Linked DNA regions of Homo sapiens: region 1 is linked to region 2. A link is a loop called in an ENCODE intact Hi-C map of the cell type or tissue named here. Cell type or tissue: gastrocnemius medialis. All regions are shown on one strand. Region 1 holds the start of RPLP1 (ribosomal protein lateral stalk subunit P1). Region 2 holds the start of GLCE (glucuronic acid epimerase).

Region 1 (2,500 bases), 290 kb before region 2:
CAAGCCTGTAATCTCAGCACTTTGGGAGGCAGAGGCGGGGGGATCACGAGGTCAGGAGATCGAGACCATCCTGGCTAACATGGTGAAACCCCGTCACTACTAAACACACACACAAAAATTAGCCAGGCATGGTGGCGCACGCCTGTAGTCCCAGCTGCTCGGGAGGCTGAGGCAGGATAATGGCGTGAACCCGGGAGGCGGAGCTTGCAGTGAGCTGAGATCGCACCACTGCACTCCAGCCTGGGTGACTCCGTCTCAAGAAAAAAAAAAGAAAAAGAAAAAGAATTTGCTTGCAACTTAACATGCGTAGTACCTATCTCCCGAGTGACCCTTTTTGGGAATAAATGACCTGATTCACATTTTTTTTAACCATGGTTTCAGAGCAAAAGGGAAACCAGAGTCTGATAAGGAAACGTAAGACTTGACAAGCTGAAATCTTATTAGCTCCTAGAGATATACATGCAACGAAAAACACCTAGGAGATCCAGCGGCATGTGGGGCGTTATGGCACCGCTGGGGGTACTTTAGCATGTACAACTGCCCTCGTAAATCAGCAGGCCTTACCACAATCACTTTGCCACCATCACCTTACCTTTGCAAACAAGCCAGGCCAAAAAGGCTCAACATTTACACCGGCTGCTTTAATGAGGGCATTGATCTTATCCTCCTACAACAAATAAAAACGTCAATCCATCAAAACGTAGCGTATGTAATATCTCCAAAATGCTGCACGTCACTCAATAAGTGTACATAACATGTTTAACCAGCTCAAATATTCTATCACAAGCAAAAGAGATGTGTGCCAGGCGCCCTGCAATGAGGCGAGCCCATCACTGCTGTTTCACGGGCTGGGACTTGCCTGAGTCACGCGGCTATTTTTAAGTTACAAGACCTGGGAGGTGGAGCCGAGCTCGGGCGCCTTCCTCCACGACCGGGGGAATTCAAGGCAATTACACCGAAAGAGGTCCGAGTAAGTGTCCCTGAGAGAGACGAGGCACGGGTCAGGGTGCCCAAGCACTGCGGAAGAGCTTTTCTACACGAAGGCTCTTGGAGCCGGAGCGCCCAGCCTCAAGCGCACTCCATGCCCGCTGGGCCCGCACGTGGTCCCGGGGGCCCAGGACCTGCCCGGAGAGAGGCCCCAGCCCCGAGGAGCGCCCGCCCTATGCGGCCTGTGTTCGCGGCCTGGCCCCGGCCGGAAGTGCTCAGTCGAACGGCCTGGAGCCGGGAACCGCATGGAGAGCCGAAAGTCACCGCCCACAGGCAGCCCGGCCGCCGGCCCGCGCCCGCACTCACCGTGACTGTCACCTCATCGTCGTGCAGAATGAGGGCCGAGTAGATGCAGGCGAGCTCGGAGACAGAGGCCATGGCGCGGGCGAGTGTAGGGCTGGCGCTGCCGGACGCGGTGCTAGTCGCCGGATGAAGTGAGGGCCTCACCCCAACGCAGCCTTAGCTTCCTCGGAAGGACCGAGCACCTTGGCGGCAGCTGAGGAAAGGGGCTCTCGCGCCTATACGCAGCCTCTTATGTGTCCACGCGGACCAATCGGCGCCCGCACCGGGCGGAAGAGGCGGACCCAGGACCCACTGAAGGCGCCTGCGCACTGCGCCTGATTGGTTCTTACTGTTGAGAAAGTTTCTCAGCGCCTGCAAATACGGTCCCACTTTATTTGGGTAAATTATAGGACCTGAGAACGTTAAAAACACTTTTAGGTTAGGGTTGCCTAGGTATTCGGACTTCGCCTCCGTTGGTTCCATGAGTTGCTTGACTTGGCAGGAGCTCCGCTGTGGCCCTGGTGACATTGTTCGTAATCTCCTGGTTAGGTCGCGGCCTTCCCAGCCGGCGCTGACCCTGAGAGTAAGGGCTGCGTCCCAGCTTGGAGGCCCCTGCTTAGCGCAGGACCTTGGTTGAGATAGGTAGATGTAGGAGGATGAGAGAAACTAACAGCGTTATGCTAGCAGAAGCCGTAGAGCGCTTACTATGTCCCAGGCACTGAGCCACATTCTGCAAGGATTCACGTAATCCTCACACACCAGGAGTTGGATGTTATCTCCATCTTGCATATGGCAAAATTAAGTCTTAGAGCTGGTAAACTAGCCCAAGATTATGTAGTTACCGCGCAGTGGAGCGTGGATTTGGAATCTAGAAGCCTAACTTAGACCCGGTAGCTAACTCAAGATTGCATAGTTCCGCGCGGTGGAGCGTGGAGTTGGAATCCAGAAGCCTAACTTAGACCTGGTAACTAACCGAAGATTGCATAGTGCCGCGCGGTGAGCGTGGAGGTGGAATCCAGAAGTCTAACTTCACTGCCTAGTGCTTGGGGGAAGGAGGGATTATGGGTAAGCTGTCTACAACCCGTTATTTGTTATCTAAACCCAATTTAAATTCCTACCTTCAAAAATGGTCATCTTTGCATTCCTCGTGGAATTTGCTTAGTTTACCGGAAAGTTAGTTCTATGTATATATATCTTTTTTTTTGGTGGGGGGGGGGCACCTTCTTTGTTT
Region 2 (2,500 bases):
TCTGTCTGGTTCTAAGATCAGAAAAAATGACATCTTTTAAAAAAAATTGTATCTAAGAGGCCTGGCATGGTGACTCACGCCTCTAAATCCCAGTACTTTGGGAAGCTGAGGCTGAAGGATCACTTGAGGCCAGGAGTTCAAGACCAGACTGGGCAACAGCGCAAGACCTTGTCTTTAATTAATTGAATAAATAAATAAATAAAATTAGTGAGGCGTGGTGGCACATGCATGTAGTTCCAGCTCCTCTACTGGGGGTGGGGATGGGAAGCTGAACTGGGAGGGCTGCTTGAGCTTTGGAGGTCGAGGCTGCAGTGAGCCATGGTAGCGATGCTACAACCTAGCCTGGAAGGCGGAATAAGTCCCTGTTTCAAAAGAAACAAACCAAAAAACAAGAAAAAAAAAAAACTGACACGAAGAAAAAGACTAAGGCAGGCAAAATTATTTGCTTTGGTATACTCAAATTTGTCTGTTAACCCCAGATTACATATTTACAGAACAGCTCTGAGTACGGACTTCACTGCCTGCCACATTAACTTTCATATACAGGCCTCTGTGATAGAGTAACTAACCAAAAGAAATGTCAGGCAAACACATAGGCTTTCTCACCTATACGCTGTTTTTTTTTTTAACCAATACACATACATACAAGTCATTTTATTTAAATCCCACCTACGCCTACGCTAGTTACCAAAACCTCTGTAATATCCAAGGCTAAATACACTTTTACAATACAATGAAACTGTTAAGCAGAATTCTCTAAAAAAGCTCGATTAACCATCCTTACAGGTCACAGAAAACGTTTTTGCAGAGTTCTAGCTTTGGGATTTCAAATTCCATTGTTTTCTGGAGGCTGAATTTGACGTTATCCCTCTCTACAAATGCTTTTCAAAGGACAGAAAGAAGCCAGACAGAACACGCTTCCCTGCACTATCCGACTCTGCCTAACATTCACTCAGGCAAGACTTCAGAACAGATCTAATCATGCAGGATGAGCAAAGCAGACCACCACCTAGGAAAGCAAGCCAAAATCAGTCTTCCCCACCCTCAACAGATTCCAGTTGCTCAGGAGCTGTATCCACGCTCAACCTGCGGACACCGGCCTCCTAAAGAACCTGCAGACCAAACGCCCACCTAAGGTGCTGCCACTCTAGCTCCCGGAGCTCCAGCGAGACCAGCGCGCCCCCACAGGGATCCCGGGGCAGAGAAAAGAAAACTGCAGAACAAACGCACTGCTTCTTCAACTAGGCAACAACACCGATCAATCCTCCAACTAAGCATTGAGTAAATCTCATCCAGAGAGAAGGAGACCTGAACAAAAACGTTTCAGGATGCTGCCCAGCCTGCGCGGTAGCACCAAAGCCCTCTCCCGCCCTCAGCGGACCCAGCGCCTGCGGAGCCGCGCCCACCCCGAGAGACTGCCCGGGGGCCAGCTAACTCGCCCCGTCGCCCCCAAAAGACTGGAGACCATGCCAAGTTACCGCCCCGCTCCGGGCAAAGCAGAAACCCCGGCCAGACGCTGGTCGCCGCTACACACCCTCAGCCCCCAACAACCCCCCAAGGCGGCCCCGGCCCCAGCGGAACGGATACATCGCTCTCTCACCCGGAGACACCGATGAACAGACCCCTCTCCCCAGAACCCGGACACACTGCTTCTTCATCCCAGCAATGCGAAACGGACGCCCACGCCCGCTCAAAGAACCCCCAAGACCCCGATGATCTGCCTCCAGAGACAAGGTTTACACCGGTGTAAACCTTGCTAAACTGCATTCTCTGCCCCAAAGAGCTCGGGACCCGGGTAAAAAGACCCCTTGTCCCGGAACCCCGCTACACCACCTCCAAGAAGCTCAAGACCCTGATAAATCTCCCTCGACGTCAAAGACCTAGGACCCCGTGTGCCGCCACCCACCCCTACCCCAAGCCGGAAGAGCCCCCAGGATCCCTAATACATTGCCCCCTCACCTCGGGAGCTCCGGCACCCGCTACACCGCCCTTGGGCGCCCGCGCCCGGATCCCACTGCACCGCCTCCTCGCCCCCCGGACTCCCAAACCCCGCCAAGCCTCGCGCCCACCAGGCAGCGCCGCGCAGCCCCCAGAGCCGCCCCCGTCAGGAGCCCGCCTGCTCCGGCTGCTCCGTGTCCCCGCTCCCCGACCGCTCCTCAGCGGAGACGCGCTCCGGGCTTTCTAACCTGAGCAGCGTCGGAGGGCGAGCAGACACGGGAGCCCTGAGGAAGAGAAGGAGACAGCAGAGAAGGGGTGGCTCAGGCCTGCGGTGCCGCAGCTCCAGCCTCTCGGCAAGGAAGCGCTTGTGTGAGGAGAGCCCTCCCGCTCCGCGCGCAGCCGGGAGACCGAGCCACCGCCGTGCCCGCAGCTCTTCCCGCGAGATCCCAGCCACGGCAAGGGGCGGGGCCACGGCGGGGGGCGGTAGCGGCAGCTCCTCGAGTGACAGTCCTGGCAGCCTGTCGGCTGCAGGACGGGCGGCAGGACTCGGAGTCTACTACGA

Evidence for each region. Peaks named below come from ENCODE experiments on the same cell type or tissue, not always from the same donor. Only the 100,000 strongest peaks of a DNase experiment are listed, where the experiment ranks them.
Region 1: a loop joins it to region 2, with 13 times the contacts of the local background. A loop is called at or near these places in 15 of 110 quality-filtered maps.

The regions. Positions count from the first base shown.
Region 1 is chr15:69,451,814-69,454,313 of GRCh38, reverse strand. It overlaps RPLP1 (ribosomal protein lateral stalk subunit P1), which reads right to left and starts at 1,496. Exons shown (of 4, transcript NM_001003.3): 1 at 1,294-1,496; 2 at 593-667. The coding sequence starts at 1,365. RefSeq lists enhancers at 951-1,060, 1,211-1,460, 1,741-1,790 and a silencer at 1,141-1,190. In gastrocnemius medialis, no CTCF peak of the experiment used is centred here; DNase peaks (open chromatin) are centred at 863 and 1,553; H3K4me3 peaks cover 2,500 bases; H3K27ac peaks cover 2,500 bases.
Region 2 is chr15:69,160,444-69,162,943 of GRCh38, reverse strand. It overlaps GLCE (glucuronic acid epimerase), which reads right to left and starts at 2,309. Exons shown (of 5, transcript NM_015554.3): 1 at 2,187-2,309. It also overlaps the pseudogene LOC100421574. RefSeq lists silencers at 1,930-2,039, 2,240-2,449 and an enhancer at 2,147-2,500. In gastrocnemius medialis, a CTCF peak has its summit at 1,154; a DNase peak (open chromatin) is centred at 2,453; H3K4me3 peaks cover 1,837 bases; H3K27ac peaks cover 1,266 bases.